Linked DNA regions of Homo sapiens: regions 2 and 3 are each linked to region 1. Evidence: chromatin loops called from intact Hi-C (ENCODE). Cell type or tissue: K562. All regions are shown on one strand.

Evidence for each region. Hi-C counts contacts between places; a loop is a spot of excess contacts. Peaks named below come from ENCODE experiments on the same cell type or tissue, not always from the same donor. Only the 100,000 strongest peaks of a DNase experiment are listed, where the experiment ranks them.
Region 2: it touches region 1 in a loop (7-fold over the local background); 25 of 110 quality-filtered maps call a loop at or near these places.
Region 3: a loop joins it to region 1, with 7 times the contacts of the local background. A loop is called at or near these places in 26 of 110 quality-filtered maps.

Annotation. Positions count from the first base shown.
Region 1 is chr22:23,125,518-23,130,517 of GRCh38, forward strand. The region is part of intron 4 of RSPH14 (radial spoke head 14 homolog); the gene reads right to left. Among named protein-coding and RNA genes, the nearest start is that of RSPH14, 14 kb to the right of the region's middle. RefSeq lists enhancers at 647-1,524, 1,889-2,478, 2,479-3,066, 2,923-3,202. In K562, CTCF peaks have their summits at 1,383 and 3,089 (motif pointing left); DNase peaks (open chromatin) are centred at 1,369, 2,062, 2,230, 3,442 and 1 weaker place; H3K27me3 peaks cover 3,761 bases.
Region 2 is chr22:22,846,675-22,851,674 of GRCh38, forward strand. All of the region lies in intron 2 of LOC105372948 (a long non-coding RNA gene), which reads right to left. It also overlaps IGL and the pseudogene IGLV3-6. Among named protein-coding and RNA genes, the nearest start is that of MIR650, 26 kb to the left of the region's middle. In K562, no CTCF peak of the experiment used is centred here; DNase peaks (open chromatin) are centred at 1,907, 2,577, 3,251, 3,702 and 1 weaker place; H3K27me3 peaks cover 373 bases.
Region 3 is chr22:22,853,535-22,858,534 of GRCh38, forward strand. All of the region lies in intron 2 of LOC105372948 (a long non-coding RNA gene), which reads right to left. It also overlaps IGL, the pseudogene IGLV2-5 and the pseudogene IGLV3-4. Among named protein-coding and RNA genes, the nearest start is that of MIR5571, 30 kb to the right of the region's middle. In K562, no CTCF peak of the experiment used is centred here; DNase peaks (open chromatin) are centred at 2,327, 2,796, 3,824, 4,987 and 2 weaker places; H3K27me3 peaks cover 2,466 bases.

The sequences.
Region 1 (5,000 bases):
CTTGTGTGGTTAGAGGTATCTGGATATAGTGGAAAAGTGCCGATCAGAAGTCAACGGAGTGCATTCACCGAGGGCCTGCTGCGAACCAGGCACGGAGCCGGGCTCCTTACTAATGATTTTATGTAACACCCCACCTCAGCAGGTTGCCAGAGGTGCCCATTTTACAGATGAGGAAAGGTGCCTGAGGTCAGGGAGCAGTCAAGCCAGGATTCACCAGGCCAGGGAGCTGTTGCTCCCACTGGAGGAGCAGAGACGCTGATCTTTCCTCCTGCTGGAGTCCTTGCCTGGCTTGGCACCTGCACAGGATGGAAGCCTACAGGGAGCAGCACAGAACCACCCTGCAGCCTCCTCCTCAAAGCAGGACCTCAAGCAAAGTGGGGGGTCGGCAGGCACACACACGCATGCATGCACACAAGCACATGCACACACGCGCAGATACGCACGCAGCCCTGGTGCTGTCACCGCCCCATCCCTACTCCTAAGCCCACGCAGGGACTCCCTTCACACCTTCCTACGTCACCAAACAGCCAGAACCCAGAGGGGCTTTTGTTTCTGAAGAAATAACGTGTGACTTAAAATCGTTGAGACTTATTTTGTGCTTTTAATGCCAACTGTGAAAAGAGCAGTAATTTCGCCGTGAGCATCTTTAATCTAAAAATACATGGCTAAAGGGAGAAAGGGATTGAGCCTCCCTTCCTAATGTGTGCAAAGATCAGAGGAGGCCTTCCCTGGAGGGAGGTTTCTCCCGGTTCCCAGAACCTAGCCAGGAGTCTCCAGTTCCCCCATAGGCTGCAGAGAAACCTCAGGCGCTGTCGACCTCTCTGGCCCCGTCCTCCCCTGCAGTTCACCTGCACTGGTTCTCCTCCTGAGCCTGCCTTGTTCCGCTCTTGCCCCCAATGATCCCTTTGCCTAGCATGTCCTTCCCCATCCTCACAGCTCAAAGTCACCTGGGCAGCTTCTTGGAAGTCTCCTCCTTCCCTGCATTCCATCTGTCAGGGCTCCAGGGTCGAGTGGGAAGGGGTGTTGGAAACTCCATTGAGCAGCTCAAGGCCAGCGCCTCTGACCCACCTCATTCCTCCAAACAATGCCCCATGGAGAAGGCGCATGCTGAGCTGGGATGGTCCAGGAGTCTTAGCCAACGGGAGGTAAGCACCAGGACTCACCAAGGTTGCTGGTGAGAGGAGGCTAGAGTAGGTGGCAGGGTGCCTGAAGGGGAGGACCTGGGGATGGCTGGGCCAGCCCTGCCCACTGCAGGTGACTAATCCCGCCTTGTCCTACTTCACGCAGCCCCAGCCTCCTTTCCCAGGACCCACCATCATGTGGCTCCCTGTGGGATATTGCCATCCTCACCTATAGCCCACGTGGTCACCCTGGTGGTGCAATGGGTCAACAACAGTGGTCACGATAATCCCAGCTCTCCTCAGTGACTGCTCACTGGGGGGCACACTCATGGGAGGCCAAGATGCTTGATTCCATTCTACAGAAGTGGAAGCAGAGACCAGGAGAGGCGATGACTTATCAGCATCACACAATGTGACCCCACCAGGCCAGGACCTGAGGGGCTTTACTCTGTCCACATTCCCCAGATCCCCACAGTGGCAACAGGCCCTGGCACCCTACTTCCAACGTCAGCCCTCCAGAACAAATGGTCCATCTGGCTCAGGGGACAGTGCCAGGAAGGGCTGCACTGCACCATGAGGACTTGAGGCAACACTGAGGCTGGACCTCACCCTGGATGAGCTCACCTCACCCAGATGAGCCTGACGAGATGGGGATGCCTGACAGGCCGGGAACCAAGAGGCCAGAGTGTCCCTATCAGTGACCATCATTCCTGCTAAGTCCAGGAATGGGGTACAACTACCCACCAAAGACTGTCAGGCTGAGGATGTGCCTGGGGTTCTGGTGCACCCTGCCCTGAGGGCAGGCAAGACAGAAAAGGGCCTGCTCCTCTAGGGCAGCTGGCCTCCACCCCTCACCCTGTGGCATCAAGGGGAGGAGGAGGAGGAGGCTGCTCTGGGTCCATCGAAGGAAGCTGGGTGTCCACGGGTGGCTGCTGAAGAGGGACAGGGTGCAGTGGTGGCCCACCCAAGGCCACTAGCCTGGAATGAGACATACGGCTCACTGCAGTGGGAGCACCTACTTTGCTTCTCCAGCAGCCCACGTACCTGGGGTTCAGATGACATTGGGTGCATTCTGGGTGGTATAGCTGTAGACCCCCAGATTTCTCCCTAGCTTAGATGCTATGACTCCAGGGATGTCCCCTGAACCCCCAAATGACTTGGATCAAACTGCATCCAGACATTTCACCCGCGGCACCCTCCCCTTCCCAAGCCCAGTTCTCCTTTCCAAGGTCACGGAGCCAATTTCCAGAGGCAGGGCCCAGGCGCATCCTTGCTGCCTCCCTCCTCCTCTCGGGCTGGTGCTCTCCTCCGGGCTGGGAGGGTCATCCATCTCCACCCCCGGGCTGCACACGTGTGGAGTCAGGGTCAGAACAGGCCCCATCATGCTGCTGCTAAAGCTGGGCTGGGGTCTCAGAGCCTGGCACAAGGAGAGGGAGACTGGAGGCAGGGCCAGAACAGACTCACAGGTGTGCCCAGTCAGGACCAGTGGGATGGTAGAGGGATACTTCCGGGGGACCCTGAGCTGTTCAACTGCACCCCAAAATCTGGTTAGAGAAGAATTGTCAATTTCAGCCACAGAACTCTCTCTCCCACAAAAATGAAACCTGTTTTCTCATGGGGTTCTACTCCATTCCTGGACTTAGCAGGAATGATGGTCACCGATAGGGACACTCTGGCCTCTTGGTTCCTGGCCTGCCAGGCCTCCCCCTCTCATCGGGCTGGGGAGCAGAAGCAGACCCTGTGCATCACTCAGGGCCCAGCTGGCAGGGAGCCTGGGCTGGCAGCCTGTGTGTGACATCTGTCTCTACAATCCTATTTTCTCCTCTCCTGACACGGCACCACCACGGCGCATGAGTAGCCAGCCTGGAAGGAACTTAGAGGAATGCGTGTGGGTGAGCGCAGCAGCTTGGGCCCAGGGCCCCTGCAGGGCCAGGGCCCACTTGGGACAATCCTCAGTCCTGGGGTGCCCCCTCCTGGTTACTCTGGGAAATCATGCAAGTCAGACTTGGCCAGAGCAAGGATTCTGAAACCACTCTCCCAGACACCCATGACACAGGGGAAGAAACTGAGGCACGGTGGCCAGAACAAAACAGGGGCCCAACACATACTGTCAAATGAATGAAGGAATGAGCAAGCAGGTAAGTGAACTGTAGCAAGAAGACAACCAGCAATTGATCCTTTAAAGTATGACATAAAACCTACTAAACAGCCAATATTTGTTGAGCGCTAGCCACATGCCAGGCGCCCTGCCAGGTGCAGAGGGTGCCATGGTGAAAACGGCCTTCCAGTGTGGCCACTGATAGGAAACCATACCAATGGCCACCAGCATTCACTGGGAGCCAGCTAAGCCCTGCTCAGAGACTGTCCCAGCTAAGCCACACAGGTGACACCCACGTTCCCACAGGTGATGGTACTGCCCAAGGTCACACGCTGGTAAGAACAGAGCCACTGAAATAGATGCCCTCGCCACCCCCCAGGCCCCCCACCCAGAGGCCCATGAAGGACACCACCTGGGGCACAGTCACACTCGCTAATCCAGAGGCCACGACACTCAGTGTACCCCCAGAACAGATCTCCTGGGCGTCTGCCACATTGCCTCCTTCCCTTCCTCCCTCTGCTCATTGTCCAACTGTCCCCTGCATACCCGGTGTCCCAGGCCTCCCTTCTGGGCCCTTCACAGATCATGAGCAGCACTCAGTAAACCCCGCGATGAAGGGCCGAGGCTCCCCACCCTGACCCTCACTGAGGCTTCTGTTCGTGAGCTTGTCAGTACCACAGCCCCCTACTCCTAATGGTGCGCCCAGTGTTGGTGGATGGCAGAAAAAGACAAGGGGAGGAGATGGGGAAAAGCAAACTCGTACATTTTAGAAGAAAATATGGCAGAATATCTTCATGAGTCAGGGTAAAGAAAGATTATCTTACACGGCACTCAAAAAAAAAAAAGGCCAGAGGGAAAAAAAATCATGAAATTGACTTCATTATTCAAATGAAAAACTGCTAAGGCTGGGCATGGTGGCTCACGCCTGTAATCCCAGCACTTTGGGAGGCCGAGGCAGGAGGATCGTGAGGTCAGGAGTTCAAGACCAGCCTGGTCAACATAGTGAAACCCCGTCTCTACTACAAATACAAAAATTAGCTGGGCATGGTGGCACACGCCTGTAGTCCCAGCTACTCGGGAGGCTGAGTCAGGAGAATCACTTGAACCTGGGAGGTGGAGTTTGCAGTGAGCTGAGACCATGCCACTACAGTACAGCCTGGGTGACAGAGTGAGACTGCATCTCAGAAAAGAAGGAAGGAAGGAAGGAAAGAAGGAGAAAGAAAGAGAGAGGAAGAAAGAGAAAGAGACAAAGAGAGAAAGAGAAAGAAAGGAAGGAAAAGAAGGAAAGAAAGAAAGGGAAGGGAGAGAAAGAAAGAGAAAGAAAAAGAAAGAAAGAAAGAAAGAAAGGAAGAAAGAAAGAAAGAAAGAAAGAAAGAAAGAAAGAAAGAAAGAAAGAAAGAAAGAAAGAAAGAAAGAAAGAAAGAAAAAGAAAAAGAAGGCCGGGCATGGTGGCTCACGCCTGTAATCCCAGCACTTTGGGAGGCCGAGGCAGGCGGATCATGAGGTCAGGAGATCGAGACCATCCTGGCTAACACGGTGAAACCCCGTTTCTACTAAAAATACAAAAAATCAGCCGGGCATGGTGGCGGGTGCCTGTAGTCCCAGCTACTCGGGAGGCTGAGGCAGGAGAATGGCATGAACCCGGGAGGTGGAGGTTGCAGTGAGCTGAGACTGCACCAGTGCACTCCAGCCTGGGCGACAGAGTGAGACTCTGTCTCAAAAAAAAAAGAAAAAGAAAAGAGAAAGAAAGAAGGAAAGAAAAAGAAAGAAAGAAAGAAAGA
Region 2 (5,000 bases), 280 kb before region 1:
AGTCCCTATCACACAAGACAGATTAAAAAATAAACTCATGCACATTTATTAAATATAATTTTTACTTGGCATGGGAGCTTTAATAAGGAAATGAAAACTCAGAGAAATGGCTGAACCTGAGGACTTTACATTTAGGTATGATGAGGAGAATACAGGTGTGGAGAAATATGACTAAGAATGAAGTAAATGCAGTAAATGGGGGAAAGAGCAAGGCCTGTGTTCATTCTTCTCAGCACACCTTCATTTTAGAGGAAACAATGCTCTCTTTTCCTCTTCTTTCTAATCAACAACTCAACTTTACAGCTCATGGAACAAGAAAGAGAAAAGCAAACTTAAACCAAAGTCCACAGAAGGAAAGAAATAAGAATCATTAGACCAGAGATTAAAGAAATAGATGAGAAAAAAAACTATAAAGAATATAAATGGCATAAAAAGTTCCTACTTGGATAAGAAGAAGAAAATTAACAAGCTGTTAGGCAAACCAACTAAAACCATAAGAGAGAAGACACAAATAACAAAAATAAGAAATTTGGGATAATACAACCAACGTTATGGGAATTAAAATGATTATAAGAGAACACCATAAGCAACTGTATGTCAAATCTAGAAGAAATTGACAAATTCATAGAAAAATACAAATTACCAATCTAACTGAAGAAGAAATAAAAAATCAGCATAAGAAATAGATTAAGTCGGCAATTGACAATTTCTCTAAAAAGAAAAGCCCAGAGCCAGATGTCCTCACTGGTAATTCTACTAGAGATTTAAGGAGGAAGTAATACCAATCATACTCAATCTCTTCCAAAAATAGATGAGGAGGGAACACTGCCTAGCACATTCTAGAGGCCAGCATTAGCCTCGTAGCAAAAACAAACAAGGATACTATAATACAGAAAACTATTGGCTAATACTCCTGAAGAATAAGCATCTAAAATTCCTAAATTAAATAAGAGAAAACCAAGTCTAACTACACATTAAAGAGAACACATGGAATGAAAAAGCGAGATTTATCCCAGAATTGCAAGGATGGTTCTACATAAGCAAATGAATCAACGTAATAAACAATATCAATAGAGTGACAAGAAAAAGCATATGATCTCAGAAGATGCAGAAAAAGCATTTGACAAAGTTCATCCACTTTCAAGACAAAAACACTTAGCAAACTAGGAACAGAAGGAAACCTGCACAAATTGATTAAAGAAGGGCCTTTATCAAAATCCACAGTGAATCTCACAGTAAATGGTGAAAGAGTGAAAGCCTCCCCACAAAGATCAGAAGCAAAACAAGGACTCCTGCTTTCACAGCTGCTATTCAACATTGTCCAAGAAGTCTTAAATTTCATTAAAACAAAAAAGGCTAGTGCTACCTCCCACCACAAGCATGGATCAGCGTTAGGAAATTAAAATAATGGTAATAGAAAAATTATAATGACAGTGATGATGGTGATGGTTTTTTAAGTACACAACTGAGGTTTAGTGGCAGAAATCCGGTACTTCCAATTACAGTGCAGCTGTGCTTATTGGGGTGACGGAATCAATCTCGTTTTCAGTATACATGGGAAGCAGGAGTACATGTAGGGTACAACTGCATTTCTCTGGAACTGTTTTTCACAGAAGAGCTACAGTTTATCCTGCACTCTCCATTCTGTGATCAAAAACCATGAAACAGAGAAAAGCACTTCAACCTGAGACTCAGTCACAAGAACTGCACCTGCCCCACCTTCCCGCAACTATATATGCCACCTCTCTGTGCTGAACCATGAAGGCCAGAGGGGTTCACATGTGGCACAGACGGAGGCTGGACTCCCTGGTCCGCACCCTCCCAGGTGACGGGTGCTCTGGGATCACCTGGAGAAGGCAAGTGCCTGGGCTCTGTCTTTTCCACCAGCAGAGGGCAGCAGAGCTGCAGCCAGAAGAGAGGCTGGGGCTGCCCAGGAGGAGCCTATGAAGGAGGCCAGCCTTTGTGGGGGGTGGTCAACAGGTGTTCAAGGGATCAGTCCTCACTTTGGAAGTTTGGTATAGTCCCTCCTGTCACCTGGGGCTGCAGTGTTCATATTCTGAGGGTCAGACACACAGCATCACCCAGGATACTGACAGGGGCCCAGGCACAGTGACGGCCTCAGCTGGGAAACACAACTGGAGGCACCTGGGCCCTGGTGTCAGCCTGGGCAGCTCCCATAGGGCTAGGATTTCCTAAGAGACGCTCCGAGGTCAAGGTGCTCTAGGAGGGGGAACAGTGTGAGGGGACAGGGCTCCCGGGGCTCAAGCCCTTCACCCAGGATGGCTGCCTGAGCCTCCTGCCATTCTAAGGGTCTCATTCCTCCGTGTCCAGCAGCATCCTGGGGAGCTGAGCCCTCTACACTTGGCACTTCCAGAGACACCCTACCACCCCCTCCCTCTCCCTCTCCTTCCAGCTCCAGGCCGACTCTGACTCAGAGGCAGCTCCTATGCTCAGGGGATTCTCAGGTGGGTGGCGTGGGACATTTGGGATCCTGGTCCCTGGATGGGGCATTCCCAGCCTCCTTGCGGAGATGCTCTCCAGAGGGAAGGGAATGTTCACCTGCCTCAGGCCACAGCTCTGACCATGGGACTATCCTGGGCTCAGTGACAAGATCTGTCTGGCTGGAGGGACCAGGGATCCCCCACCCTCCAGAGCTCATGGGTGTTCAGAGACCACGACGCTGGAACCCTCACAGAGACCAAATAACCTAAAGTTAGTTTCTCAGTCAGGTCTGGGTTTCTGGTGCTTTTTACACATTTATATGAAACACTGATGAGAAAAAATAAAGAATCAAAGAGCAGAGGATGGCAATTTCTAGTCTATTAGAGAGATGGGGGGTGTCATACAAGGAGCAACTCAGGTGAGAAACGAGACTAGACTGTGTAATGAATCCACATGAGTTGTGGCTGCTCAAAGGACCAAACCATGGTAATGGAAATCAAGTTTAGGATATAAGTATCCTAAAGACACAGAACCACATTCTAATTAAACTACCAGGACAGGACCAAGTGAGTCTGGGAAACCCAGAGCTGACTTGGAGGAGGAGGAAGATGATGGGTTCCTGGCCCACCTGCTGCTGAGTCAGGTGTCATTGATGATCTCTCAGCACGGCCCAGCTCAGCCCCATGGCCAGGCTCCTGGAAGGTCCACAGCCCTGCTGAGCCTGGCCTAGGACACAGCACAGGCCAGGATGGTATAAAACAGTGGTCATGTGGCCAAACTCCAGGAGGTGACTGTGATCACAGGCCTTCAAGGATGGAGTCTGATCTTCTGACCAGAGAAGCAGATAAAGTGAGCTGGGACCCACTTCTTCTTCCTCAGTCTGCTGTGCTTCCCACAGAGCTGGTTTGAGTGACATCCTTCAGTGAGGAGTCCCAGAGGATGCCGATTTGCATCAAACACTCACTGCCTCAAACGGCCTGAGAGGCAATAAGAGAGAGCTGGTGAGCCCAGCTGTGCTGTGGGCTCAGGAGGCAGAGCTCTGGGTGTCTCACCATGGCCTGGATCCCTCTCCTGCTCCCCCTCCTCACTCTCTGCACAGGTGCTGCCCCCAAGCCCTTCCTTCAGGCTCAGAACCCATAGGATCCTGAGCTGGGCCTGCCCAAACATGAGTTCATCCCAGGCACAACCTCAGGGTGGGACCCCCTGGGAACAGATTCATCATTTACAAGCCTCCTCTCCTGTCCTCTCTTGCAAGCTCCTATGAGCTTACACAGCCACCCTCAGTGTCAGTGTCACCAGGACAGGCAGCCATGATCACCTGCTCTTGAGATAACCTCAAAGATGAGTATGTTTACTGGTTCTGGCAGAAGCCAGACCAGGCCCATACTGGTGATATATGAAGGCAGCAAGCGGCCCTCAGGAATTTCTGATTTTCTGAGTCCAGCTCAGGGAACATGGCCACCCTGACCATCAGCAGGGCTCAGACTGAGGACGAGGCTGACTATTACTGTCACAGGTACAATAGAAACAGTGATGAGCCCACAGTGACACAGGCAGATTAGGAAGTGAGACACAAACCCCTTCCCAATCTGTGTCACCCTCTTTCTCCAGCCCCAGGATGGCTGTGGACAAAGCCATGAGCAGGGCTGGTCCAGTTCACCCAGTTCTGTGACCCCCAGGCTGCTCTTCCCTCCAGCCCTCCAGGCAGGTTGTGAAGAGGGTGAGTTAAGAAGAGATTTGAGGCTGTGTGACAGGCTATCCTGGGGTTTTTCTGGCCAAGGATAAAGCTGGTGAAAGAGAGCCTGAATGGACGGGCAGACAGAGTGGCCCATGCACGTAGTGGCAAAAGACCTGGGTTTCCACATGCCAGCCCTTCAGGCAGGCTCTGCAGAGAGTGGGTTAGGAGGAGATTTGAGGCTGTGTGGACAGGCTGTTTTGGGGTTTTCTAACCCAGGATAAAGCTGGTGAAAGAGGGCCTGGATGAAAGGACACACAAAGCGTATCTTTCATCTAGTGGTAAAGGATGTGAGTTCCATATGGTGAAGCCTGGGTCACCCCTTGGCCCAGACGTCCTAGGTTAGTCCTCAGCATTTCCCTAGCACTTAAGTTCCTGAATCTCCTGGCAGCCTTATATTCAAAACGGTGTAAGCTGGAGTGGACGCTGTGGGGTCCACCTAGACTCCACGTTAAGGTCGACCCACACACTCTCAGAGCCTACGAGTGGATACCCATGCTGTGGGGCACATGTCACCTGACAGAGTGGCTGACCACCCCTGATCTCTTCTTTCTGACCACTTGGGTGTTTGGCACTATGTCCATCATGGACACTCTATGGGCTATTAACCTATGATTCAAAGTTTCTTCTGTGTGGTGCCCGTGCCCAAAGACCACCCACAGGCTTCTGCCCATACTCCACTTCCCCCATTTCCAAGTTTTTCTCTTGCAGTCCCTGGAACACCTGCCCAGGTCATTTCCCACTGCCCTAAGCCCCTATCTGCCCTGGCATCCGGCCACTCACCTTTCCTCACAAAATGAATGACCAGGCGCCATGCCCTCAT
Region 3 (5,000 bases), 270 kb before region 1:
GAATAGTGTAGCAAGCACCATTTCCCCTCTCGCTATAGCAGCAACTGATCCCCTTGTGCTCTTTTGGACTCTCTCCCCTGCTCTCTCTCTCTCAATAATAAGCAATGCTCTTCTCTCCAGTCCAAGCTCACACTTCCCCAGTTGTGCAGGAATGCCTATTGTAACTGTTAATTTATTTCCAGGCAGAGTCCTCAAGATTCCTCTGCTCATATTCTGTTCTCAGCTGTCTGGAGCCAGCATGACAAGTGAGCCAAGATCACTTGTCATGAGAGACTTGTGGAAGGTTTTGCAAAAAGTTCCCCAAGAAAAAACAATGCTCATTGTTGACAGCAGGTCCATTTCCACACAGTAGGGCCATGCTGGGTGTGCAGTGGGGCTGTGCACACTGTGCCCACAGGCCAGGCTCTGCACTGCTGACTCTGATCCTGTGCTTGGTAGGACCTTGTGCACTGCTGAGTCCACTGCAGACTCGACCCTGAATGGGAAGGTGGTTCCTAGCTGCTGGGCACTGAGTCTCATAGAGGGACAGATGGTATTGAGGATGCCCGGCCCCTGATGTACATAAGGGGACAAGGTCTGCTGGTAGAACAGGAAGATGAAGGAACCTGTGGCTCTAAAGGTGGGGTCTCCAGCCCTCAGTCTCAGCTGCCCATGGCCTCATCTGTGTGCACCTTGTCAATCCAGACCATGTGAATTAGAGGTGAAGGGAATTGAAGGACTTTCCCATTTTCTCCCATTTTCTCTCTTGGTTACAGAATGCACCCTTCCACATATACTGTATTAGAGCCTGTGCTCTACAAACATACCTGACACTAAATTAGTGACTTTTGAAAGTGCAGATAGGTACAGCAACCAGTCCCTCTGGAGACATTTCCCATAACATGAACCAGTGAACCCATCTCTGAAAGCCCTCATGTTTTAAAAGACAAGATTTTTGAATTTCAAGGAAAACTAAACCTTTGAAAAAAACATGATTCAAAAGAGAACCTTGCCACTTTCCATTCCTGCTTGGGCTGCAGTGAGGACAGATGCAGCAAGTGCTTCTGATGTCTGTGTCTGTTCCCCTGTGTGGACGCACATATCCAGGCGAGTTTCAGTGAGGTAGGAGACTTCGGCAGCATTGGCCGGGCTCTGGTTTGCTTCTGGTGCTAACGGAACATGGAAGAGAGGACAAGGTAGCGTGTCCTGAAGATCACATATTTCCTTTTTGCAGGAAGTGCCTGGGCTCCTGGAGTGTTCTCAGGGCTTTGATCCAGGCCACCGGCTCCGCAATCAACATCACTGATATTTCAGCAGGTCATTGACCTAATTCCATTTTAGTGCTATCTCAAATGGAAACATTATTTTCTTGTAACTATTCATATAGCAACATAGCACTTAAATATCTAAATAACACACACAGAAACAGTAGTCTCAAATGCAAAGCTGTCACCTCCCCACACCACACACTTTCTCACCCGAGCCCCTGAGCCCACCCTTCCCTCGGCCCCCCCTCTCCTGTGCTGTTAGAAATCTCTGTCTTCTAACAGGGACAGTGACACAAAACAGCCCCCCCTCCCGCCCAGCACTCACACCGCAGAGCCCCTAGTCCATCTCCTGAGGGAACGTTTACGTTTCTATTCTGACAGAGAGAAGTCGCCGTGAATGGAGTCTTTACCCCAAACCCAGGAGTTTCTGAGGAACACATGGGGTCAGCCACTGTCTGTGTGGGGAGGCTTCACCTCAGGGAGGCGCCCGGCTCTGGGCTGAGGGGGACTCAACGTGCACTAAAAGGCAGGACTAAGGCAAGTCCCGGGTCACAGTGTGAGGGACGCACGCGCCCTGAGGAGGGGTCCCTGGTGCTAGGCCTGACCCAATTCTAACCCCAGGCACCTTTCCTCAGCTCCTGTGGCCCTGGGACACCTCCCTACCCTGCTTCCCATGAGGCTGGTCACAGCTCTTGTGAGCACCGCCTCCTCCATGTCACACTTTTTCTGTCAACATTTTGAGGAGCCAGTTGGTTTTCTCCTCATTCCATGTTCCTGTCCCACCTGCCTGCTGGGGGTGGATTTATTTCATGTATGAGGTTTCCTCAGCCTGAGCCACAGCTGCCTCAAGGACACCAACCCTGTGGGACACTCCTCTGGGAAAAGCAAACAAGTGCCAAGAGGAGCATCTGAAGCTCTGGTGTGGGAGATGTCCTCCACCCTGGGTCAGGGGAGTCTGGAGGGGATGAGAAGGGACCAGGGGCCTGGGATTGAGCTGTGAAGGGAACCAAAAGGCAGGAGGGACAGGGCAGGGGCTGTCAGCTATGACTCAGGGGAGGTTCCTGGGCCTCAGGATCCTCCCTCTGAGGCCACCAGGGGGCGGGGGTGGCACATGCCTGGACCTGGGAGGTCCCTGCTGGGCTTCACCCTGGGTGGGTCCTAGGAGCTCCTTCCTCCTAAGTCCCCCTAAAGAGACAGAGGCATTCTGGGGTCCTAAATCTGTCATGCCCCCATAAATGCATTTCTACGAGGGCCAATAAATGAACTCCAGGTTTATCCAAGCAGCAGCTTCAGGCGTCTGCAGACACAGAGCGGGGAGGAATTAGCCAACCTGAGGCACCCTAGAAGGGCTGAAGGGGGCTGAAGGGGACTGAAGGGTCCCTGTGGGGCCTGTGGTCCTGGGGAGGGGAGAGCTGGGGTGTCTCCCAGCCACTCTGGGCCCTGTCCTGACACTTCTCCCACAAAGAAGGGAAGGGAAATCCTGGGACCCCACAGCCAGGACCAACCGTGAACCACAGGACAGGAAGGACAGGGACCCCCAAGGCTGGCTCCATTTCCCAGGCACTGTCATGGGCTGAGTCTCAGGAAATCCAAGTCAAGGAGTTTCAATCCCCCTGGCTGAGCCCCACTGTCCAAGGAAACAGAAGTCTACGGGCCCAGGCCCAGGTGAGGGTGGGGTAAGAAGAGGAGCTTAGGATGCAGATTTGCATGGAGGCCCCGCCCTCCTCTGAGGCATCAGGGTAAGACAAGGCTGGGGGCAGGCCCAGTGCTGGGGTCTCAGGAGGCAGCGCTCTGGGGACGTCTCCACCATGGCCTGGGCTCTGCTCCTCCTCACCTCCTCACTCAGGGCACAGGTGACGCCTCCAGGGAAGGGGCCTCGGGGACCCTTGGGCTGATCCTTGGTCTCCTGCTCCTCAGGCTCACCTGGGCCCAGCACTGACTCACTAGAGTGTGTTTCTCCCTCTTTCCAGGCTCTTGGGCCCAGTCTGCCCTGATTCAGCCTCCCTCCGTGTCCGGGTCTCCTGGACAGTCAGTCACCATCTCCTGCACTGGAACCAGCAGTGATGTTGGGAGTTATGACTATGTCTCCTGGTACCAACAGCACCCAGGCACAGTCCCCAAACCCATGATCTACAATGTCAATACTCAGCCCTCAGGGGTCCCTGATCGTTTCTCTGGCTCCAAGTCTGGCAATACGGCCTCCATGACCATCTCTGGACTCCAGGCTGAGGACGAGGCTGATTATTAGTGCTGCTCATATACAAGCAGTGCCACTTAACCACAGTGGTCCAAGTTCTTGGGGAACTGAGACGAAAACCTGCCCTGGGCTCTCAGGCTCCCTTTTTGCTCTGAAGATGTTTCCTCACCCAGTGCAACGGGCTTCCTGAAGCACAGCCTTGAGAATTCTTCTCCCTCAGCAACTCTCTTTTCCCACCATGAAATCCAAAGGAAACCTGCTCTGTGGTTTCTCATCCAGGACAGGGACAGCTTCCTTTTGCTTGTGTGTTGTGGTCCCTGAGTGGGTGCAACTCTTCCTAGCTTTTTAAATTATGGGAGGGTGACAATGAGCTCCCTGACTGGTGCAGTCCCTGCTGTTTTCAGGAACATCCTCATCCTAAATGCATCTGAATCTCCCACTGTGTGCAGACCAATCTGGACAGATGTTATTAGGGGGAGTTTCCAGAAGCCACATCTTACTCAACTCTGTATCCACCACACTCTGGTGAAGATGCTTTTTTGGTGCCCATCCTCTTGGGTAAAGTCCACTCTCTACTCATGACAGCCATGTGTCCCATCTTCTGAACTTGGGAAATTGCCACACCAAACCCTCAGGCTCAGGGCCCACATAGGAGCTCAGAAAGACGCACTGGGAAATGGAGAAGAGATCTGCATCCACCCCTCAGTGGAGAGACACCTAACTAGATAATAAGATAAGGAAGTAGGTTTGCATGATGAGTCTCCCCTTCTTATGATAAGAGAGACCTAGAGACCCCCTTCTCAGGTGTGCGCTCAGAGGCAGAACTCTGAAGCATCTCCACCATGGCCTGGACCCCTTTCCTGCTCACCCTGCTCACTCTCTGCACAGGTGCTGCTTCCCAGGGCTCAACCCCCACAGCACCAGGGAACAGCCTGGCCCTGACTTTCAGCTCATCACGGCAGTGATGCAGGGTATGGCACTCTGAGAATGAGACCCTCATCTTCAGACTCACCTCTCCTGTCCTCGCTTGCAGGTTTTGTGGCCTTCTCTAAGCTGACTCAGCTGCCTGAAGTGTCTGTGGCTTTGGGACAGATGGCCAGGATCACCTGCCATGGAGAGGACTTAGAAAGCTATTATGCACACTGGTACCAACACAAGTCAGTCCAAACCCCTAATCTCATTGTATACAATGATAGAAAGCTGTGCTCAGAGATCACTGAGCGATTCTCTGGTTCCTGCTCAGGGGGAACAGCCACACTGACCATTACTGGGGCTCACGTTGAAGACGAGGCTATTTTTGTTTTTCTGGAGATAAAAACACATTCATAGTGACACAGACAGATAGGGAAGTGAGGCACAAACCCCATCACCATCTGTATCACTCTCTTTCTTAAGCCCCAGGAGTATTGTGGACAAAGTCGTGAGCAGGGTTAGCCCAGCTCAGCTGGATGTGTGACCCCGAGGCACCTTTCACTCTAGTCATCCAGGAAGGCTCTACAGAGGGTGGGTCAGGAGAAAATTTGGGGCTGAAAACTAAGCTGTCCTGGTGTTGTTTA